Regions from separate parts of the Homo sapiens genome. Here regions 2 and 3 are each linked to region 1. The links are chromatin contacts, found by Hi-C in ENCODE. All regions are on one chromosome and are shown on one strand. Each heading gives the region's core, a stretch centred on a gene start or an enhancer-like site at or near the end of the contact. The rest is flanking DNA. Distances are from core to core; before and after follow the strand shown.

Region 1 (4,340 bases), core at 1-2,500:
TTCGGTGCGACGCTGCCACCTGCTGGCTGTCTGGGAGTTGCACCCAGAGGCTCAGAACCCGTGTTTCTCAGAGGGCCCGGGAGGGGCGAAACTGCGGGTTCCCAGGCCCTCCCGGATTCTGCGCAGGTGGACGCTGGGGGCTGTTTCACAGGCGCCCACATGATAGGGGAGCTGGAGGAACCTGCCGTCTCCGCCATCGAGCGCCCCTCCGAGCTGGGGTTGGACGCTGCCAGTTTGCACAGCAGCAGGTGAGCCTGGGGGGTTGAGGGCTGAGCGGGGGTCCCAGCCGATGAAGCAGCCCCGCACCTTGGCCAGCTTCTCGAACCTCCTCTGGGCAGAGGCTGTGGAGGCTGCGAAGCGGCGGAGGCGTTGACCAGGCCAGCTGCTCAGCCTTTCTGGCCTCAGTTTCCACAGCTGTAAAGTGGGGTCTGTCCACAACACGTGTGGTCTAGCGACGGCCCTGCGGAGTGGGTCTGTAACTGCGGACTCACTTGTCCCGGGCTGTTCTGAACCGGTGGTTCCCCCGCCCTCCCAGGAGACAGCACCTGTGGCCGGCAGCCGCCCCTGCAGCGGCCCCTGGCTCCCACCGCGCCCTGGCCCTGGGGGTGCCCAAAGACCGGGGTGTGCTGTGGCCCGAGTGAGCACCCTGTGGGCGTCACTGCTGTCCATGCTGCTGGGATTGGGGAAGGGAGGTCTGGTGGGGCACAGTGGGCGCACCAGGAGGTCAGGCTGGGTGGGGGGAGCGGGAGGGAGCCCCCGCTGGGTGGTCTTGGGCCAGCCAGCTTCTTGCCTGCAGGGCAATGGTGCTAGTAACTGGAACAACCCACCCTGCCTCTCCCAGAGACGGCGCCTCCTCAGTGCTCCCCTTCCACAGGACGTAGGGTCTTCTAGAGATCAAAACAGGGAGGAGGAAAGAAATCCTACCGCAGGCCCCTGCCCCGACCCTGGGACCCACACTGTTTGGCTTCTAGGGACAACGCCCAGGCCCTGGGATTTGAAGACTCCACCTTTTCTTTCGTGTGTATATGTGCTCTGTCAAAATGTGTATCACATGAAGTTGATCGTTGTGACCATTTTCAGGTGCACAGCCCAGGGGCATTGTACACAACCGCGGTGTTGTGCAGCCGACGCCCCCATCCAACTCCAGAATGTTTGTATCTTCCCAAACTGAAACTCTGTCCCCAGTAACCCCGGCTCCCCTCCTCCCCCACCCGCTGGAAACCACGACTCCGCCGCCCACCTCTGCATTTGACTGCTCCAAGTACCTCAGGAAATGACCTCATGCGGTCTCCGCACGTTCGCGTCCATCTTGTTTATTTCCAGCGTTTGGCCCGTGGGAGCGATGAGCGCACCTGTTCAGCCCCTGCTTTCAGTTCTTTCAGGGAGTTCTCACGTGGTCTTCAGAGGTTCCCACACGCTGCTTCCCACAGCAGCTGCACCATTGTACATTCCAACAGCAACGGACAAGGGCTCCAATCTCTTCGTATTCTTGCAAACATTTACTATTTTATGTGGTTTTTTTTTCTTTTCTTTTTTTTTTTTTTTTTTTGAGACGGAGTCTCGCTCTGTCGCCCAGGCTGGAGTGCAGTGGTGCGATCTCGGCTCACTGCAAGCTCCACCTCCCGGGTTCCCGCCATTCTCCTGCCTCAGCCGCCCGAGTAGCTGGGACTACAGGCGCCCGCTACCACGCCCGGCTAATTTTTTGTATTTTTATTAGAGACGGGGTTTCACCGTATTAGCCAGGATGGTCTCGATCTCCTGACCTCGTGATCCACCCGCCTCGGCCTCCCAAAGTGCTGGGATTACAGGCGTGCGCTACTGCCCGGTTTGAAAAGGCAATTGAGGTTTCTAAACTCCTACTAAAGGAAATAATTCCTAGAGTTGGGCTGCCTAAGAGCTTACAGAGCGATAATGGCTCACCTTTCACAGCGACAGTTACCCGAAACACATCTTCAGCCCTAGGAATTCAGTGCCGCCTTGACTCGGCACGGAGGCCACAGTCTTTGGGGAAAGTAGAAAGAGCTAATCAAACTCTAAAAAGGACTCTTGCTAAACTATGCCAAGAGACATCAGAAACCTGGAGGTCTTTATTACCTGTAGCCTTATTACGGGTTCGAATGGCCCCTAAGGGAAATCTGCATCTCAGCACTTTTGAAATAATGTATAGAAGGCCTTTCTTAACTACAGACCTCCTAATAGACATAGATACTTTCAAGCTACAGAATTATGTGATCAACTTAGGACAAGTGCAAAACGCACTCCTTGACTATGGAAATCAGAGACTCCCTTCCCCCACTGAGGAAGACAATCTGGTTCCAACCCAGCTGGGAGACTGGGTCCTATTGCAAACTTGGAAGGAAGGATCCTCAGCAGATCAACTTTCCCCCCAAGTGGAGGGGACTCTATCAAGTTCTCCTTAGTACCCCAACTACAGTTAAACTTCTGGGAATAAACAGCTGGGTCCACTTATCTCAAATTAAACCTGTCTCTTATAAAGCCCCACAGGCCAACGGAACACAAGAGACTGATCCCGTTTATTCCCGTGAGCCAGTCAGTGACCTCTGATTCCTGTTCCTAAGAAATGAGAGGGATGGGGGGCATAAATACCTGGATTGGCATTCTACTTTTAGGCACAAGTTGGAATCATGCAGAGAGTGATTTATTTACTGAGTAGGCACAGACTTTAGCCTGTCTACATAATCACATAAACGGTTGGGTATGTGGAGAATTGCCACTTTCCTCCACCTCTGGGTTGCCCTGGCATAGTCAACTGGCCAGCCTAAGTCTGTGGGGATTTTACGTTCCAGACCATTACCCAGGCTATGAGAGCTTTAGAGCTCACGTCTCTGCCATTGATGAGCTGTCAGTCAGTCCTCTATTGGCTTGGTTCCAACAGCTGCCCAGTTCTTGGAAAGCCTTTCTGTTTAGCTAGTTTACTTGGAATGATTTTATTTATTTTGCTTTGCTATTGTAGAATATATTGCGGTTGTACTCTTTGTGTAGGAATGCATGACAAGCTCACTCAACACTTTCTTCAGTTGGACATTTTTTTGTTTTTTTTTTGTTTTTTTTTGAGACGGAGTCTTTCTCTGTAGCCCAGGCTGGAGTGCAGTGGCATGATCTTGGCTCACTGCAACCTCCACCTTCTGGGTTCAAGTGATTCTCCTGCCTCAGCCTCTTGAGTAGCTGGGATTACAGGCGCACACCACCATGCCTAGCTAATTTTGTATTTTTAGTAGAGACGGGGTTTCTCCATGTTGGTCAGGCTGGTCTTGAACTCCTGACCTCAGATGATCCACCCGCCTCAGCCTTCCAAAGTGCTGGGATTACAGGTGTGAACCACCATGCCCATCCTGTTTTTCCTTCTTAAATGAGACAAGAGGGATAGAGAATGGGGCTGTGTGTTTCCCTTCCCAACATAAAAGACTGGAGGGAGCTGGAGTTGATACTTCCCTTCCTCCAGGTTGGTTAGACTCTGATTAAACTCTGGTACGTTAAAAATAGTTTCTCTTGAGGGCAGAGGAAGAACAGAATGCTCTGGCATATTTCGAAAGTGCTACTTCTCCCCTCCCCTTGTCCAAAGCACAAGGGGATTTTTCTCTGGTATTTACCTGGGGGATCTGGTAGAGTTTGTGCAGGTAAAACTCACAGAAGTGTGGCCTCCACCCTAAGACTGGGCCCTGGAGTTTTTAACTGTCAAGCTTGGCCACACAGCCTCCAGCAATCTGCCAGTGACAGTTTAGGTTTTCCCAACCTGGCAGTGGTTCCCAGGGAGGTGTCTGCTCTGCAGAATTGGGATTCTCTGCATCTGTCTGTCGTCTCTACAACTTTTTTGGGCAGTGGTTTGCCCTGTGACCTCATCATCTGTTGAATATAAGAAATATTATTGACTTTCAGTTTGCTCACGTTTTGTTCTTGTGAAAAGATTGATTGTTTCCAAGCTTCTCACACAGTGGACTAGAAATTGATTCATTTCATTTATCCTTTTTGGGTTTGTGGGGTTCTTGAATTTGTGACTTGATGATTTTGATTACTTTTAGAAATTTCCTGGCTATTAACTCTGGAGTATTGCTTCAACCTCATGTTCTCTCATCTCCTCTCTGGGATCCAGTTACAAATATATTGGTCCTTCTTCCTGAATCCTTTGTGTATCTTAACCTGTCACCTGTATTTTCCATTTGTATTATCCATACTTCATTCTGAATATTTTCTACTGACCTATTTTCCACTTCACTAATTCTCTCTTCAGCTGAATTTGCTATTAAAGCCACTAAGTTTATAATTTAAGTGATTTTATTTTTCAGTGCTAGAATTTTCATTTGGTTTTTCTAGGTTTTTTT
Region 2 (4,340 bases), core at 1,071-3,570, 1.1 Mb after region 1:
CTCCCGGATTCAAGCGATTCTCCTGCCTCAGCCTCCTGAGTAGTTGGGACTACAGGCGCATGCCGCCATGCCCGGCTAATTTTTTTTTGTTTTTTTGTATTTTAGTAGAGACGGGGTTTCACCCTGTTGCCCAGGCTGGTCTCAAACTCCTGAGCTCAGGCAGTCCACCTCCCAAAGTGCTAGGATTACAAGCATGAGCCACCGCGCCCAGCCTGAGTCTTTTTTTTTTTTTTTTTTTTTTTGGAGACAGTCTCACTCTGTCACCCAGGCTGGAGTGCAGTGGCACAATCTGGGCTCACTGCAACCTCCGCCTCCTGGGTTCAAGTGATTCTCCTGCCTCAGCCTCACAAGTAGCTGGGATTACAGGCATGTGCCACCACGCCCGGCTAATTTTTTTTTTGTTGTTGTTTGTTTTTGAGATGGAGTCTTGCTCTGTTGCCCAGGCTGGAGTGCAGTGGCATGATCGCCGCTCACTGCAAGCTCCGCCTCCTGGGTTCATGCCATTCTTCTGCCTCAGCCTGCGGAGTAGCTGGGACTACAGGCGTCCGCCACCACGCCCGGCTAATTTTTTGTATTTTTAGTAGAGATGGGGTTTCACCGTGTTAGCCAGTATGGTCTCGATCTCCTGACCTCGTGATCCGTCTGCCTTGGCCTCCCAAAGTGCTGGGATTACAGGCATGAGCCACCATGCCCGGTCTAATTTTTGTATTTCTAGCAGAGACAGGGTTTCACCATGTTGGCCAGGCTGGTCTGGAACTCCTGACCTCAGATAATCCGCCCACCTCAGCCTCCCAAAGTGGTGGGATTACAGGGGTGAGCTACTGTGCCCAACCAAGATGAGTCTCTCTCTCTCTTTTTTTTTCTTTTGAGACGGAGTCTCGCTGTTGTTGGCCAGGGCTGGAGTGCAATGGTGCTATCTTGGCTCACTGCAACCTCCGCCTTCCGGGTTCCAGCAATTCTCCTGCCTTAGCCTCCCAAGTAGCTGAGATTACAGGTGCCCGGCACCACACCTGGCTAGTTTTTGTATTCTTTGTAGAGACGGGGTTTCACCATATTGGCCAGGCTGGTCTCGAACTCCTGACCTCAGGTGATCCACCCGCCTGGGCCTCCCAAAGCGCTGGGATTACAGGCATGAGCCACTATTGCCCGGCTAAGATGAGTCTCTTAACTGACCATATTTTCCTTTTCATTTTGGCTGCGGGGAAGCTCAGTTATATGTGATTAGTGCCACAGACAGCCCAAGAAATGCTCAGCCCATTCCACCTGCCACCTGGCCTCATAGTTCGTTGGCCTGAACTTGAATGACTACAGGCTCCTTGATCCACACCCTCCCCCAGGATTGTGCCCTCTCCAGGAAACCACCCAGCATCTGCATTACTGGGGAGCTGCCAGGCAGTGGTGGGGATGCTGGCCCTGCACCTGTCCCCGTCCTCAACCCTCCCTAGGCCTGGGCCATCTCTCTGGCTGCCTGCAGTCTGGCCCTACCTAGGGACCTCCAACAACAATGTCAATGAACACTAATTGTCATGCTCCATCCCCTCTCTGTTCTCAGGCATGTGATGTGAATCAGCTGACATCATCTTGACGGGAGCCCTGTGAGGCGGACACTTAACTCCAGTTTCACAGGTGGGGAGACTGAGACACAGTGGTCAACGTGCAGAGCCCAGAATCTGCTCCCTGGTAGCTGACTTTGCAGGCAGGGGCCTTGCCCACGCAGCCTCGGCAGAGGCCCCCGCACTTCGCGAACCCCAGCAATGGCCCCTTCCAGACGCCACGTCCAGCTACCGCGCGCTCACACCTGCAGGGCCCCACAAGAGGCCTCCCAGTGTGCGCGGGCCTCTTGAAGAAGTAACTCTACTCAGAAGCCCGAATGACCCAAACTGGGCTCTGGGAGGCTGGGGACGGCCTTCTAGGCCAAGTGGGGCGCGCGCAGGGCTCAGCGGGGCCCAAGAGAAGGGCTGAGGGCACTGGGTCCTGAGCCACCCACCGAAGGACGCCGCGGGACAGCAAGGCCCGAAGCAGGAGGAGAGAAGGGAGCAGATTCCTGGGCCTCCTGGGGCCCGGTCGCTCCGGGATGTCTGAGCTCTGGGAGGGGCGTGCCCGGGGCGCCTCCCTCGCGGGGTATTGTGGGATCACGAGTCACTGGCGACGGTGGGTCAGGACTACACTTCCCAGGAGGCTGTGCGCGCCGCGTGGCGCCTGGGAGTTGTGGTCCAGAGCGCGGGCGCGGCGGGCGCGGCAGGCGGGCGCGTGGACTACGCATCCTAGGATGCCGCGCGCGGCCGCGGGGCCGAGGGTTTGAACCGGGGGTCTGTCGTCCGCGGCGGGGCTGCGTCGGCTGCGGCGGGTGTGGGAGGTGGCGACGGCCGGGGCCGGGGTCCTGCCCGGCTGCGGAGGCGGGCGCGACGGGCGCGGGGGTCGCTGCTCCTGAGGCGATGATGGGCAAGGAAGAGGAGATTGCGCGGATCGCCCGGAGGCTGGACAAGATGGTGACCAAGAAGAGCGCGGTGAGGGGCGCGGGCCGCCAGGACCCCGGGAACCCCGCCCCGCCGAGACCCCGTCGAGCCCGCCGACCCCCGTTAGGGCCGGAAGACGACCTGAGGGGCAGGACGAGACCCCTCCCCGGCAGAGACTAACCGGGACGCAGGGGAGACCCCCACCCGTGGCCGAGACCCCTGCCCCGGGCCAGCCCTGCCGTTCACTCCCGCAACCCCGGCAGAGGCCGCGATCAGGCCTGGACCTTGTCCCGGGAGAGCCACCCGCTCTGGACTCAGACCCCTCCCTCGCCCGCAGTCACAGGCTCCGCACCCTTCCCTGTCCCTTAACTCCAGACCCCCAGCCTGGCCCGTCGACTCCTTCCTTGGCCCTGTCCCGCCTCTCGGAGCCCCCGGGGTGTTCGGGCCTCCTCTGCGGGCCGCGCCAGCCCCTTGCCTTCCTCCATCCCGGCCTGGGCATCCTCACAGGCCGAGCCCCGCCCCCCAACTCAGCCCTCTCCCACGCTCCGTCTCTTACAGCGTTTGTCACCCTCCGTCTCCCATAGCATTTGTCGCCGGCAACAGTTTGGAGTCTGAGGTTGGATCCCCTTTTCTTCTGGAGCTTCCGTGCCTCCCCTGCCTCTTCCCAGCCCTTGTCATCCTCCTTCACAGGCCAGCCAGATACCTGTCTTGCCTGTGGGCCCATTTTCTTCCCTGTCTGTCCCCACCCCACAAGAACCAGGTTTCTCTAATAAATTCTCTCCCTTCTTTAGCCAGGACTTAGCCCGCAGCAACTTGGGTTGTGGGTAGTTATGTGGACACCCTCCGAAAAGAGCCGGTGTGCTTATATAAGAGCCAGGAGGTCGGGCAAGCCTCCTCTGGGAGTGTCTGGGCGCTGGAGCCTCTGGCCGGCTCTGTTCACTGCGGCCTGGGCCTCTGTTGTCTTGCGGCCACAGCGAGACTTTGGAGGAGGCTGTGTGTGAGGACTTTGAAGGGGCCAGGTCAGTGGGGGTCCAGTTCCAGCGTCATGACCTTGGCAACCTCTGCACCCTCCCACAGAAGCATCTTTAGAGGATGCTGCCTGCCTCCTGGGGGGTGGGGAGGGGTCTGGCCGCAGGTCATTTGGAGCTCCTGGCTGGCTCAATAAACGTGACCTGTGCTTTCCCACCCAGACTGTGAACTCCTGGGGCAGGGCCAGCTGTGTGTCTGCCAGGCCAGCCCAGGGCGGTGAAGGTGGCTGAGTCATGGGCTTTGGGTGATTTGTGCAGCCACCCCAGGGCTGTGTGACTGCAGTGGGGGTTTGGGGGAAGCTTTTTGGGCTGAGCAGGGTTGAGTCTGGGTTCCTGTGACCAGCGTTCTGGACTGGGGTCTGCCCTGGGAAGGGGTGGGCTCCCACTCATTCCTGCTGGGTGCAGCACCCCCATCATTGCGTTCACACACACCCCGGAAAACTGGTCAGCACAAAGTAGGGGTCTGCGAACCATTCATAGCTGTTTCCAGAGATGACCCGAGAATGGAGTTGTTCCCCTTCTTAAAGGAGACAAAACACAAACGATAAAAGCTGTAGGTGGGAGAAGCAAAGATGGGTCATGGAGCCAGGGGAGGGCTGGGTGGGGCTGGGCAGAACTGATGGGGGGTTTCTGGTGGAAGAACAGCTTGAGTAGAAGCCCCAGGGGAGAATGAGGAGGGGAGGCGGGCGCTGTGCAGTGGGGAGTGGGAGCCAGCAGAGCCTCCTGGGGGTCCCAGTGCCTGAGGTCCCCTCGGGGACCTGGGGGCCAGGTGTGGGGGTTTTTTTGCCTCTGGACCTGAGCCCACTGAGAGCCACGTAAGCAGGTGCAGGGCTTTCAGGGGACAGTGGCCTTGGCT
Region 3 (4,340 bases), core at 879-3,378, 1.0 Mb after region 1:
ACCCACACTCGACCAAGGCATAGAGCATTTCCAGGGTGGGCACCGTGGCTGACGCCCATAATCCCAGCACTTTGGGAAGCCGAAGCGGGCGGATCACTTGAGATCAGGAGTTTGAGACCAGCCTGGCCAATATGGTGAAACCCCGTCCCTACTAAAAATACAAAAATTAGCCAGGCGTGGTGGTGCGCACCTGTAGTCCCAGCTACCTTAGAGGCTGAGACAGGAGAATCTCTGAACCCAGGAAGCGGAGGTAGCAGTCAGCTGAGATCGTGCCATTGTACTCCAGCCTGGGCAATAGAATGAGACTCTGTCTCAAAACAAAAACAAAAACATTTCCATCCCCGCAGAAAGTCCCCTGGTGCCTCTCAATCAATCCATACTATCCCCATTCGTTGGCAGTCATGCTTCTGACTTATTTTACCAAGATTAGTTTTGCCTCTTTTCAGACGTCACATAAAGGGAGTCATATAGTATAAACTGTTTTGGGACTGGTTTCTTTTGTTCAGCATGTTTTTGAGGTTCATTCCCGTGGTCACTGGTTTCCTGAGTCCTGTTGATATGACCCTGGCAGTCTTCAGTCACTTCCTTGCTTTCTGCTACCACAAGATGCTCCGTTTGTCCTTGTTTGTGTCTGCCCCAGACCTGAAGGAAGCCACATAAAGGGCAGGTGTGTGGTCCCTGACTGTCAACCAGGGAAGTCCGTCTCATCCTGACCAGCAGCATGCTCACCACATGAGCCTCCTGTTTTTATCTCCTTTTCTGTGACGTGGTTTCTCGTTTGACCTTTCCTAGCCCTCGAGCATGTTCCAAACTCGGTTCGCTTGTGGAAAGCAGCCGTTGAGCTGGAAGAACCTGAAGATGCTAGAATCATGCTGAGCCGAGCTGTGGAGTGCTGCCCCACCAGCGTGGAGGTGAGTCTGGCGGGCTCAGGGCCACCAGAGCCCAAAGTGGCCAAGGCCTGAGCCCAGGTTCAGTGTCTGGAAGTGATGATACAAGTGGAGCATTGAGCTCACTCAGGCTGCAATTTCTGGGAGCAGAAGGCCCTGTGGAACCCCAGGATGCCGTTCTGTACATAGCCGCTAGGCAGGGTGGTCAGTGGCCTCAGCTAGCTGTGCTCTTAATGGACGTGCAGGGAGAATCTTAGCTCATACCTGACCACTGCAGAAAATTCTCTGTTGGGCAGTTGCTCAGGGGCCATTTCCTCTCAGCAGCCCAGAGTTTGTCATGGGAGCCGAAGGTGGCAGCGTGATAGAAAACATTGCTTTCTGTCAGCTCCGCATGACTGCTCTTTGCCTCTAAGCTAAGTGGGATTTCTTTGGTTTTAAGCATTCCAGTTCACAGCATTCTGTGCAGTGATTTTTAGTCTTGGTTTTATGATACCTAGTATGTCTTTAATTATCCTAAGGGGTATTGTGAAATTCTCCAAACAACATTAATCTTATTTTATTTACATAAAAATGAATAAAGCCCGTACACATCTTAGGGATGGAATGCTGCAGAACCAAGGGTCTGGGAACTTCAGGAGGCTGAACACCCTTCTGTGTGTTTAGCCTGTGAGGGCAGTAGCCTCATCCTGCTCGTCTGTGCCAGCCCCTGGTATCAGGTCTGGCGTGCTGTGTGCCTGGAGGCTGTGTTTGTGAACATTCAACTGAGAATCTTTTGATGCTCACGAGAGTCACTAAATGAGTCAGAAGCATAAAGGAACAGTTGGTCAGGTGAGAAGTGCTGCTGTGGACACTTCTCAGGCCATGTTCAGATGGTTCTCGAGAGCTAAGAAAGAACGTGGTGGCCAACGCTGGAGGGTGGGTCGCTGTCTGGCCTGCAGCTGTCCCCCCAGCACAGTGTCCTCTCCTTTTTCTCGTGTCCTCTCCGCGTAGCTCTGGCTTGCTCTGGCAAGGCTGGAGACCTATGAAAATGCCCGCAAGGTCTTGAACAAGGCGCGGGAGAACATTCCTACAGACCGACATATCTGGATCACGGCTGCTAAGCTGGAGGAAGCCAATGGGAACACGCAGATGGTGGAGAAGATCATCGACCGAGCCATCACCTCGCTGCGGGCCAACGGTGTGGAGATCAACCGTGAGCAGTGGATCCAGGTGGGCCGCAGGCGGGTGTCGTGGTGTCTGCTTTAACAGTGCACATGCAGCACGTGAGAGTCCCACGCAGGACTGGGGGTTGCTGGATGGTACTGGGGAGTCCTGTGCCAAACCAGAAGCAGGCACAGGTGTGAATGGGCCCTGAGGGACCTGGGCATGCCCACTGTCGCTCTTGATGGATTCAGGCCTGGAGTTCGTCTTGGGGTGAACACTTCAGAAGCCCTTTCAGTGTGTGCACACCTGACTGCATTTCTTTGCTAGTAGAAATGATACACCTACGAGAGGAGGACAGGAAGTCTCATGGCTTCTTTCTTTGCTAGTAGAAATGATACACCTACGAGAGGAGGACAGGAAGTCTCACGGCTTCTTTCTTTGCTAGTAGAAATGATACACCTACGAGAGGAGGACAGGAAGTCTCACGGCTTCTTTCTTTGCTAGTAGAAATGATACACCTACGAGAGGAGGACAGGAAGTCTCACGGCTTCTTTCTTTGCTAGTAGAAATGATACACCTACGAGAGGAGGACAGGAAGTCTCACGGCTTCTTTCTTTGCTAGTAGAAATGATACACCTACGAGAGGAGGACAGGAAGTCTCACGGCTTCTTTCTTTGCTAGTAGAAATGATACACCTACGAGAGGAGGACAGGAAGTCTCACGGCTTCTTTCTTTGCTAGTAGAAATGATACACCTACGAGAGGAGGACAGGAAGTCTCACGGCTTCTTTCTTTGCTAGTAGAAATGATACACCTACGAGAGGAGGACAGGAAGTCTCACGGCTTCTTTCTTTGCTAGTAGAAATGATACACCTACGAGAGGAGGACAGGAAGTCTCACGGCTTCTTTCTTTGCTAGTAGAAATGATACACCTACGAGAGGAGGACAGGAAGTCTCACGGCTTCTTTCTTTGCTAGTAGAAATGATACACCTACGAGAGGAGGACAGGAAGTCTCACGGCTTCTTTCTTTGCTAGTAGAAATGATACACCTACGAGAGGAGGACAGGAAGTCTCACGGCTTCTTTCTTTGCTAGTAGAAATGATACACCTACGAGAGGAGGACAGGAAGTCTCACGGCTTTCTTTGCTAGTAGAAATGATACACCTACGAGAGGAGGACAGGAAGTCTCACGGCTTCTTTCTTTGCTAGTAGAAATGATACACCTACGAGAGGAGGACAGGAAGTCTCACGGCTTCTTTCTTTGCTAGTAGAAATGATACACCTACGAGAGGAGGACAGGAAGTCTCACGGCTTCTTTCTTTGCTAGTAGAAATGATACACCTACGAGAGGAGGACAGGAAGTCTCACGGCTTCTTTCTTTGCTAGTAGAAATGATACACCTACGAGAGGAGGACAGGAAGTCTCATGGCTTCTTTCTTTGCTAGTAGAAATGATACACCTACGAGAGGAGGACAGGAAGTCTCATGGCTTCTTTTACTCTTCCCCTCTCCCCCACACCCTTTTTTTTTTTTTTTTTTTGAGAGGGAGTCTTTCTGTCACCCAGGCTAGAGGGCTAGAGTGCAGTGGCACGATCTTGGCTTACTGCAACCTCCACCTCTTGGGTTCAAGCAGTTCTCCTACGTCAGTCACCTGAGTAGCTGGGATTACAGGCACCCGCCACCATACCCAGCTAATTTTTGTATTTTTAGAAGAGACAGAGTTTCACCATGTTGGCCAGGTTGGTCTCGAACTCCTGACCTCAAGCAACCTGCCCGCCTTGGTCTTCCCTGTCTTTTATCTTTGTCTGTAGACTTAAGGCTATAGAAAAGTTTCCAAAGATGATCTAACTTAGGAAGTAGGGCTTGGGTTCCCTCTAATGCCTTCTTTTAAGGAGTCACCCACTGAGTTATGTTTCTCTCAAGAAAAATAAATAATGAAATTACTATTTTCTGTTATATTTTATGACAGTTTGTCTTTCTTTCCTTCCTTCCTTTCTTCTTCTTTCTTTCTTTCCTTCTTTCTTTCTTGAGACAGGGTCTCGCCGTGTTGCTCAGGCCGGAGTGCAGTGGTGCAGTCATGGCTCACTGCATCCTTGACCTGGGCTCAAGCAATCCTCCCGCCTTAACCTCCCAAGTGGCTGGGACTACAGGCGTGTGCCACCATGCTTGGCCAATTTTTTTTATTTTTATTTTTTGTCTTGTTATGCTGCCCAGGCTGGTCTTAAACTCCTGGCCTTAAGCAATCCTGCCACTTCAGCCTCCCAAAGTGTTGAGATTACAGGCATCAGCTGCCATACCCAGCATATGACAG

What was found. A loop is a pair of places that touch in the nucleus more often than their neighbours do. Pooled maps may share reads with other maps.
Region 2: a loop to region 1 is called in a pooled map, with 7 times the contacts of the local background. The contact joins the promoter of TCEA2 here to the enhancer-like site in region 1. A Hi-C loop is called at or near these places in 2 of 37 single-sample maps with no recorded cell type and 2 of 50 pooled maps.
Region 3: a pooled map shows a loop between it and region 1 (32-fold over the local background). The contact joins two enhancer-like sites. A Hi-C loop is called at or near these places in 2 of 37 single-sample maps with no recorded cell type and 3 of 50 pooled maps.

What each region holds. Positions count from the first base shown.
Region 1 is chr20:63,009,226-63,013,565 of GRCh38, forward strand. No RefSeq gene overlaps it. Among named protein-coding and RNA genes, the nearest start is that of BHLHE23, 4.4 kb to the left of the region's middle. RefSeq lists silencers at 483-782, 793-872 and enhancers at 1,193-1,512, 3,713-3,862. Within about 2 kb of position 1,251, at least 2 of the 41 ENCODE cell types and tissues checked have a DNase peak (open chromatin) inside an H3K27ac peak, as active enhancers do.
Region 2 is chr20:64,060,878-64,065,217 of GRCh38, forward strand. TCEA2 (transcription elongation factor A2) reads left to right here and starts at 2,321. Exons shown (of 10, transcript NM_003195.6): 1 at 2,321-2,507. The coding sequence starts at 2,436. RefSeq lists enhancers at 1,702-1,831, 1,842-1,891 and a silencer at 2,222-2,581.
Region 3 is chr20:64,009,408-64,013,747 of GRCh38, forward strand. It overlaps PRPF6 (pre-mRNA processing factor 6), which reads left to right. Exons shown (of 21, transcript NM_012469.4): 10 at 793-911; 11 at 1,878-2,096. Among named protein-coding and RNA genes, the nearest start is that of C20orf204, 25 kb to the right of the region's middle. RefSeq lists an enhancer at 2,035-3,234. Within about 2 kb of position 2,129, at least 4 of the 41 ENCODE cell types and tissues checked have a DNase peak (open chromatin) inside an H3K27ac peak, as active enhancers do.